Linked DNA regions of Homo sapiens: region 1 is linked to region 2. A link is an interaction called in ENCODE POLR2A ChIA-PET data of the cell type or tissue named here. Cell type or tissue: B cell. All regions are shown on one strand. Region 1 overlaps OGT (O-linked N-acetylglucosamine (GlcNAc) transferase). Region 2 overlaps TAF1 (TATA-box binding protein associated factor 1).

Region 1 (5,000 bases), 130 kb after region 2:
TTTCTATCTGGGTCTGCTGCTTTCTAGACTCTGTTCAGGTAATAAATTATTATCAATGTATATCTGAGCATCCAGTCTCCCTTTCATGAGACCTGTCAGTTTGAGGGACTGAAATGCTCAGAAATGATGGTTATGTATGCTGTGGCAGGAGATGCATACCTGGAGTTTCATTAAGTTGTTATGGTGTGTTGCTTTTAGTTAATCAGTTGAATTAATCAAAAGGGAAGAATTTGTGTTCCTGTCCTTTTAATAATTGTTATTCTGGCATATTTAGACACTTAAAGATGTGCATCATTAAATCTTAAATGGAAAATGAGACTCGTGCACATAGCTTTCCATTTTTTATCTTAATGATCATGATTTCCAATGTGGTGGGTTTTTTTTTTTTTTTTTTTTTTTGAGACGGAGTTTCGCTCTTGTTGCCTAGGCTGGAGTGCAGCGGCGCCATCTCGGCTCACTGCAACTCTGCCTCCTGGGTTCAAGCGATTCTTCTGCCTCAGCCTCCTGAGTAGCTGGGATTACAGGCATGTGCCACCACGCCCAGCTAATTTTTGTATTTTTAGTAGAAACGGGGTTTCTCCATGTTGGTCAGGCTGGTCTCAAACTCCCGACCTCAGGTGATCTGCTCGCATTGGCTTCCCAAAGTGCTGGGATTACAGACATCAGCCACCGCGCCCGGCCAATGTGGTAGTTTTGTAACAAGACTCTAGTTAGAATTTTTTTCTTTTTTTTGAGGTGGAGTTTTGCTCTTGTCACCCAGGCTGGAGTGCAGTGGCGCAATCTCAGCTCACTGCAACCTCCGCCTCCCGGGTTCAAGCGATTCTCCTGCCTCAGCCTCCTGAGTAGTTGAGATTACAGGCGCCTGCCATCATGCGTGGCTAAATTTTTGTATTTTTAGTGGAGACGGGGTTTCACCATATTGGCCAGGCTGGTCTCGAACACCTGACCTCAGGTGATCCTCCCGCCTCAGCCTCCCAAAGTGCTGGGATTACAGGCGTGAGCCACTGCGCCCAGCCAATAATTTTATTTAATAAGAAAAAGCTTTTCATTTTGAAATCTAGAATACCTCCACTTTTGAAAATCTTTGATTTCCCAAATTTTTCTTGCTATGCACTAGTTAAAAGATAAGGTATTATATAATGAGCAATAGCACAGATCTCAAACTGTTTGAGTTGCATATGGGCCATACCTTCTTTTCTGTAACGTGCATACCCATGCATTAACACTTGTCGCCTTTTCCAGATCTGCTCACTTTAGCACTCTGGCAATTAAACAGAACCCCCTTCTGGCAGAAGCTTATTCGAATTTGGGGAATGTGTACAAGGAAAGAGGGCAGTTGCAGGAGGCAATTGAGCATTATCGACATGCATTGCGTCTCAAACCTGATTTCATCGATGGTTATATTAACCTGGCAGCCGCCTTGGTAGCAGCGGGTGACATGGAAGGGGCAGTACAAGCTTACGTCTCTGCTCTTCAGTACAATCCTGTGAGTAAAATTTTAATGGTTACTTTCCCTTCCTAGAAACCCAGAAAGAAACATAGTGTGATATTTCAGACACTAAAGTAGGTTTTCACATGGAATAAAGTCAAAAGTTTAGAAATGCGTATGTACTTAAAATGGTGAAATTGCTTTTAGCTGGTCTGCGTTATGCTAAAATATTTGTTTTATTTAGCAAGTTATATTAAAAAGCATAAAAATTCTTATTGCAAGAAACTACATCAATTTTAAAATAACACGTATAAAGTACAGAGCACATGACTTTTTTCTGTTGTGATTAACTTTGGATAAATTCTGATAAGTGTTTGCAAGTTAATTGATTTTCAAGGAATGGTGGATAATGGGTCTTAATCTGTAAAATCTGTAATATAAAATAGTTTGAAACAAGATGCCACTATATGGAATGATGTGAAAATTAGGCTACAAAATTTCTTCCTCAATATCCTATTCTCTTCTCTTTCAATGTAATTAGAAGTCATAGAATTTAGATGATACTACTTATACTGGGCTTTTGATTAGTTTAAAAATTTTTTTTGTCTAAGTTGCAGATGTGTTCTGGGAACAAGTAAGGCTCAGCTGGCAGACCTTAAATTCATACTGTGTTTAGGATCTCCGAAAGATACAAAAACATAAGACTTTCCCTCAGAACTTATGATGTAGTTAGAGAAAGTAGATGTAAACTTAAGAGGTAAATGATAGTGGGGTTATAGAAATCTAGAAAAAGTTCCCAAGTTACATTGTCAACATTCAGTTTTGTAACCAACCTGGAAATGGCTAATAGTTTATTTTAGCTACCGTTTACTGAAAGTCTGTGTGGTCAGACACTCTACTGACAGCTTTAAATGATTGGTCTTAGTTAATCCTCACAATAATTCTTCAAAATAGATGATATTATTTCTGATTTTTATCAATTAAAAAAAAACCATGGACTCAGGGTTATGTGGCTTTCATGGGGACAAAGCTAGTAATGAAGTATTAATAGATATTAAAACCTGAGTCTGAATATCCTCAAAGCAAATGTTGAAGTGAAAAGAAATAAAAGTGGGATGATGTGCCCAGAGGGCACTCACCCATCAAAGCAGCCCTTGAGCACAGTTAAAAAACCATTGATCATATTTTGCTGTCCCTTATTTTTTGGTTAGGAAACTGAAACTAAATTTAGTAGTTTGTTCAAAGATCCGAAGTCACTTCTCATGATGATATCTATTAACAATTTTTGTAGTTAATTTTGAGAGTTTAAACGTGTCCTTTTTAGAAAATCCATTGCTTTAAAAAACATTTTTTTTTAAGAGATGGAGTCTTGCTATGTTGCCCAGGCTGTACTCATACTCCTGGGCTCAAGCAGTCCTCCTGCCTCAGCCTCCAGAGTAGCTGGGACTATAGGTGTGTGCCACCACACCCAGCTTCTAAATTTATTGGTTTTTGAATGGATACAGTGAATACCTCCAGTTAGCACTCTTGGAGGTAGCAAATGAAACTAATTTCTTGTCTATCTTTTCTGAGACACTCAGTGTATATATATGTACATTTGAGTGACTTTTTGTAAGTTTTATTGCAATACTAATCTAGCTAGTTACCCACATAAAGTTTTAGGGAGCCTGGTATGTACTGCCACTGGGCCTTGGACCCCATTTTTCCCAGGGCTCAGGGCTCACCTCTGTACCCAGTTGTCACAGTAAGTTCTTTACCTTTATTAATCAGGTTGATTCTACTCTTATTGATAGTGTACCCTCTTACACAGCTGTGGTTCTTGCCATCTTTAACTCTAATGCCCTTGGCTCAGGTTTCCAGTTGCCTATGTGTGTAGCAGAGCAGTCATTGCTACTGATAGTGTACCCAAGCAGTAGGACTATGCTGAGAAGGAAAACTAAAGTGAGAGATGGAACCTTGCTATTTAATATCTAACCTGCTGTTAGCAGGAAGCTTATTGTTGTACCCTACCAAGGAAGTGAGATAGTACTAAAATAAATCATGGGATTACCTCTTGAATGCATTGAATGGCCATGTGTTGTCATCTGGTTCTATGTTTCTTCTAGTGGAAGGTGCTGCTTTACTTATTTATTACTGTTTTTACCAATAAGAATGAAAATGGGATTGTGCAAGTTCCCTTGATTTCAACTAAACATGCCATAGTGATCATATTTTAATTTATTTCAGGATATCTAAAGTCTTAACTAGATTTAAACTTACTGTCAAATGCCCGTTGTCAGTTCAGTACTGGTAGAACCTTGCGTCTGTTCCTTATGTTCTTGTTGACAGTGCTTAAATGCATCATTAGTACATTGTGTACCTGAATCATAGATGTAGTTGGCATTCTATGAAAAATGGTTAAAGAAACTCAGGTTATTTTGGTTTTGCAGCAGTGAAAGAGTAGAATGTTAAGGTGGTATCTTTGGTAACCTTGGTAACTGTTTTCAACAGTGTTTATCTTTTTAAGTTAATAGATATGTCAATTTAGAAGTTGTTCTCTGTGACTTGATTATAGAAATTATCTTTGAGACAGCTATCTCATTTTTTTCATTCTGAATTATCTTCTATAATTATAATGTTGGGTGTTTTCATAATTTTGGTAAGATTTTAGTCTGTCATTTTTTTTTTTTTTTTGGAGACGGAGTTTTGCCCTTGTCACCCAGGCTGGAGTGCAGTGGCGCGATCTCGGCTCACTGCAACCTCTGCCTCCTGGGTTCAAACGATTCTTCTGCCTCAGCCTCCGAAGTAGCTGGGATCACAGGTGCCCACCACCATGCCTGGCTAATTTTTTGTATTTTTACAAAAACAGGCTTTCACCATGTTGGCCAGGCTTGTCTTGAACTCCTGGCCTCAACAGATCCGCCTGCTTCAGCCTCCCAAAGTGCTGGGATTACAGGCGTGAACCACTGTGCCTGGCAGTCTGTTGTATTTGAAGGTGTTATTGCAGATAGCACCTTGCAGTGACAGCACATGTTCTTTGACATGGTGACTCACTAGAGTTGCCTATACCTGGCAATTCCTTTTGCAAATTATGTATAAAATTGTCCTTTCTGTAACGGCTATAACCCTGAGTTGTTTTAAACAGGTCTGTTTCTGAATCTATAGGTTGTTGAATTGTTGCTTGTGCTTTGATTGTGGATGCACAGAATGGAGAGCTGCTGGCATCCTGGCCATCATGTGTGTTCCTGTCATGTTATTTGTTACTTGTTACTGCTGAGCCTCTCTTATACAGCTGCACTGTAGAAAACCATATATTTCGATTCTTCTCTGTTCTGCTTTCTGTTGTATATTTCGATTCTTCTCTGTTCTGCTTTTTGTTAAGGTTGCTGTGCAAATGTCACATTTAAATATGTGAGTGCTTATTGTGCATACAATGCTTTGTTAGGAAATGGGGAGATGTGTTGTGGGGGAAGTTGCGGGTTATAATATAAGACAGGACCTGACCCGTAAAGGAAAAAATGGTGTAAGTTCCTTGGATGATAATTGTTGGAGAGTATTAATCAGAAGATTTCCTCGAGTGGGTGCTTATGAC
Region 2 (5,000 bases):
ACAAATTTGTTAGAGGTGCTGTTACATGTTCACTTTGCTCAAAAGCTGAGAAGACAAAGAGGAAGAAATCTGTTTGTCTTTTTTTTTTTTCCCTTGTGAGACAGGATTTCATTCCTGTTGCCCAGTAGCCTCCTGAGTAGCTGGGACTACAGGTGCTTTCCATCACACCCTGTTAATTTTTGTACTTTTTTGGTAGAGATGGGGTTTTGCCATGTTGCCCAGGCTGGTCTCAAACTCTTGAGCTCAACCGATCTTGCCCACCTCGGCCTCCCAAAGTGCTAGGATTACAGGCATGAGCCATTGCGCCTGGCCTGTTGCTGTGTCTTAAAAAGAGGAAACAGTATAGCTTCTGCATGTAAAGGATAAGGTTTTCTGGTTTCCATTTGCATCCTTGAGCACAGATTCACAGATATAAATGTAGGGATTCGGAGTACAGATAGAGTGTAAATCATGGCTCTGGCACTTACTAATTGAGTTACCATAGACAAGTTATTTAACTTCTCATACCCTCCTCAGTTTTCTCATCTGTAAACATGGGATAGTAGTACTACGTGAATTTTAAAACCTTTCACAAGCAGGCCCAACCCATTTATCTACTTTCCATCTCCAATAACTGGCTCCCATACCCACTATCGACCCCTGCCACACTCAGCATTATATTTCACAAAATATCCCTTATCATTTCTTCATGACTTTGCAGTCTTTGCTCTCTCAGTCTTTGCTCTCTTTCTGGGATGCCTTTCTTCCCTATATTTCCAGACCAACTCATATTACCTCTTTTTATTTTTTTTTTTGAGATGGAATCTTGCTCTGTCGCCCAGGCTGGAGTGCAGTGGCGCCATCTTGTCTCACTGCAACCTCCTCCTCCCAGGTTCCAGTGATTTTCCTGCCTCAGCCTCCCGAGTAGCTGGGATCACAGGCGCCCACCACCACACCTGGCTAATTTTTGTATTTTCAGTAGAGACGGGATTTCTCCATGTTGGCCAGGCTGGTCTTGAACTCCTGACCTTGTGATCCACCCACCTTGGCCTCCCAAAATGCTAGGATTACAGGCATGAACCACCGCGCCCGGCCGCATTCTTTTCTTTATTTCACCATAAGAAATCTTTAAAATGGATACTGTTATAACCCTCATTTTCCAGATGAACATACAGGCCCGTAGTGTTTAAATAGCTTAAAAAAATTTATTTTTTTTATGATGAGGTGATGGGTTGATGTGTGCAGCAAACCACCATGGCACACGTTTACCTATGTAACAAATCTGCACATCCTGCACATGTACTAAAAAAAAAAATAAAAGAGGAAGATGACTTTACCTTTAGGGGCATTTCTTTTTTCTTTTTTTTTTTTTTTTTTTTTGAGACGGAGTCTTGCTCTTTGACCCAGGCTGGAGTGCAGTGGCGCTGTCTTGGCTCACTGCAAGCTCCGCCTCTCAGGTTCATGCTATTCTGCTGCTTCAGCCTCCCGAGTAGCTGGGACTACAGGCGCCAGCCACCACGCCTGGCTAATTTTTTGTATTTTTAGTAGAGACAGGGTTTCACCGTGTTAGCCAGGATGGTCTAGATCTCCTGACCTCGTGATCCACTCGCCTCGGCCTCCCAAAGTGCTGGGATTACAGGCATGAGACACTGCACCCGGCCTTTTAGGGGCATTTCTAATCTACATTTGTGATTTTCTTTTTTTGGAGATGGAGTCTTGCTGTGTCGCCCAGGCTGGAATGCAGTGCTGCGATCTTGGTTCACTGCAATCTCTGTCTCCTGTGTTCAAGCGATTCTCCTGCCTCACCCTCCTGAGTAACTGGGATTATAGGCATGCACCACCACACCGGGCTAATTTTTTTATTTTTAGTAGAGATGAGGTTTTGCCATGTTGGCCAGGCTGGTCTCGGACTCCTGACTTCAGGTGATCTGCCCTCCTCAGCCTCCCAAAGTGCTGGGATTACAGGCGTGAGCCACTACACCCGGCTGATTTTCTCTTTTGAAGCAGTCTCACTCTGTCACCCAGGCTGGAGGAGTGTGGTGGTACAATCTTGGCTCACTGCAACTTCCTCCTTTTCTGGGATTCAAGCGATTCTCCTGCCTCAGCCTCCTAAGTAGCTGGAACTACAGCTGCGCCCCACCACGCCTGGCTAATTTTTGTATTTTTAGTAGAGACAGGGTTTCACCATGTTGGCCAGGCTGGTCTTGAACTCCTGGCCTCAAGCGATTCACTGACCTTGGCTTTTCAAAGTGGCGGGATTACAGGCATGAGCCACCACTAGGCTTAGGCATGAGAATCACTTGAATCTGGGAGGTGGAGGTTGAAGTGAACCAAGATCGCACCATGGCACTCCAGCCTGTGCGAGAGAGCGAGACTCTGTCTCAAAAAAAAGAAAAAAAAAGATAAAGTAGAGATGTTAATCCAGTTATATCTAACGTCAGAGCCTGTACTCTTAACCACCATGCTCCATATACTGTTCTCCACTTTTTCACTTACTGTTTATGCCTCACAACCCTGCACTTGTCTTCTGCTGAAGTACCAGCTACATCCTAATTGCTGGATCCACTGGCCACCTTTCAGAAGTAACCTTTTATTTAAACACCTTTATTGAAATATAATTCACGTACCATGCAGTTTAACCATTTAAAGTGGTCAGGTTTTTTGTTTGTTTGTTTGTTTGAGATGGTGTTTCGCTTTTGTTGCCCAGGCTGGAATGCGATAGCGTGATCTCAGCTCACCGCAACCTCCACCTCCTGGGTTCAAGCGATTCTCCTGCCTCACCCTCCCAAGTACCTGGGATTATAGGCATGCGCCACCACTCCCGGCTAATTTTGTATTTTTAGTAGAGACGGGGTTTCTCCATGTTGTTGGGCTGGTCTTGAACTCCCAACCTCAGGTGATCTGCCCGCCTCGGCCTCCCAAAGTGCTGGGATTAAATCAGGCATGAGCCACCACGCCCGGCTGGCTAAAGTGGTCAGTTTTAACATGTCATCCATATTGTAACATGTATCAGTACTTCATTCCTGGTTTTTTTTTTTTTTTTTTTTGAGACAGGGTCTCACTGTGTTTTCCAGGCTAGAGTACAGTGGTACAGTCATAGCTCACTGCAGCCTCACCCTCTCGGGCTCAAGGAATCCTCCCGTCTTAGCATCTCAAGTAGCTGGAACCACAGGCGCATGCCACCATGCCTGGCTAATTTTTATTTTTTATTTTGTAGAGACAAGAGTCTCACTATGTTGCCCAGGCTGGCCTCAAACTCCTGGGCTCAAGCGATCTTCCTGACTTGGCCTCCCAAAGTGCTGGGATTACAGGCATGAGCCATTGTGCCCAACCTCATTTTTTTTTAATCATGTAATACTCCATTGTATGGATGCCCCACATTTTGTCTGTCAATTGATGGACCTTTAGATTGTTTATAATTTTGGCTAATGCAAATAATGCATCTGTGAACATTTTGTGAACATTTTTGTACAGACTTGTGTGTGGACATTTGGGGTTTTTTTTGTTTTGGAGACAGAGTCTTGCTCTGTTGCCCAGGCCGGAGTGCAGTGGCACGATCTCCGCTCACTGCAACCTCCACCTCCTGGGTTCAGGCGATTCTCCTGCCTCAGCCTGCCAAGTAGCTAGGGCTATAGGCGCGTGCCACCCACGCCTGGCTAATTTTTTGTATTTTAAGTAGAGACGGTTTCACTGTGTTAGCCAGGTTGGTCTTGATCTCCTGGCCTTGTGATCCACCCGCTTGGGCTTCCCAAAGTTCCGCGATTACAGGCATGAACCACGCATTTGCTTTTTTTAATTTTAATTTTTTTTATTTGTCAGGCAAGTAAGACAGTTAAGGGACACTTGTTTTTATTTCTCTTGGGTATATAAAGATCGAGCATCCCAAATCCAAAAACTTGACATGCTCAAATCTTAAACTTTTTGAATGCCTGCTTGATGCTCTAAGGAAATCCTCATTGGAGCATTTGGATTTCTAATTTTCGGATTAGGGATGTTCACATATTTGCAGATATTCCAAAATATTTCAGATTCTTAAAAAACCTGAAATCTGAAACACTTGCGGTCCCAAGCATTTCAGATAAGGGATACTCAGTCTGTACCTAGGAGCCGAATTGCTGAGTCCACATGGTAACTCTTATGTTTAATTAACTTTTTGAGGAACTGCCAAACTGTTTGCCAGAGCAGCTGCACCATTTTGTAATCCCACCAGCAGTGTATAAGGGTTCCAGTTTCTTCATATCCTTATCAACACTTGTTATTGTCTATCTTTTTCCTTCTAACCATCCTAGTGGGTGTAAAGTGGTATTTCATTGTAATTTTGATTTGCATTTCCCTATTGACTAATTATGCTGAAAATTTTTGCATATGGTTAGAAATACCATTCTTGAACTTTTGTGCATTTGCCACTATTGACCACTTTTTCCTCCTTGATACTGTCTTCTCCCTTTTCCAGAAATACTTTCTCGAATCATTTCCTTGCCTTTTCATTCTCATTACTTCAGCCATAATATATCTGTTAACATCACTATCTCCAGCCCCATACCTCTCTTCAGGGCTCCATACCTGTGCTTCTAGTTGTCTGCCAGACATGTCCATTTTTCATTGCCCAACTGGCAACTTATTGTCTGATTGTCTATCTAGTTGTACATCCTAGAAATCATAGTCATAATTTATTCCATCTTCACTTCCCCATACTCATAGATAACCAAGTCCCATAAATTGGAAATTCTAAGTTGCCAATGGAAAAACAAATAACAAAGATACTGGTCTGGGGTTAGGAGAGTGTTCGCAGTCATCATACTCCTCTTGGCCAGCAGTGTCCCACGTGTTCAGGCTAACGATTTGCCCATCCACGGATGTCTGGACGCTATAATTGTCAAAGACAGTGGGGGGATATACTCCTCAGGAAAGACATTTGTTGTATAACTGATGAGGAGGCAGGTTTTACCTATAGCCTCATCTCCTACAACCACACATTTGATTGTCTGCATTCTTCCCTTGTAGTCCTATGTACAAGAGAG

The links. Peaks named below come from ENCODE experiments on the same cell type or tissue, not always from the same donor. Only the 100,000 strongest peaks of a DNase experiment are listed, where the experiment ranks them.
Region 1: POLR2A ChIA-PET joins it to region 2 with 7 read pairs; 4 of 35 experiments call an interaction of 5 or more read pairs at or near these places.

Annotation. Positions count from the first base shown.
Region 1 is chrX:71,536,587-71,541,586 of GRCh38, forward strand. It overlaps OGT (O-linked N-acetylglucosamine (GlcNAc) transferase), which reads left to right. Exons shown (of 22, transcript NM_181672.3): 3 at 1,243-1,486. Among named protein-coding and RNA genes, the nearest start is that of OGT, 6.0 kb to the left of the region's middle. In B cell, no CTCF peak of the experiment used is centred here; a DNase peak (open chromatin) is centred at 4,825; H3K27ac peaks cover 3,226 bases.
Region 2 is chrX:71,409,117-71,414,116 of GRCh38, forward strand. All of the region lies in intron 28 of TAF1 (TATA-box binding protein associated factor 1), which reads left to right. Among named protein-coding and RNA genes, the nearest start is that of TAF1, 45 kb to the left of the region's middle. In B cell, no CTCF peak of the experiment used is centred here; no DNase peak of the experiment used is centred here.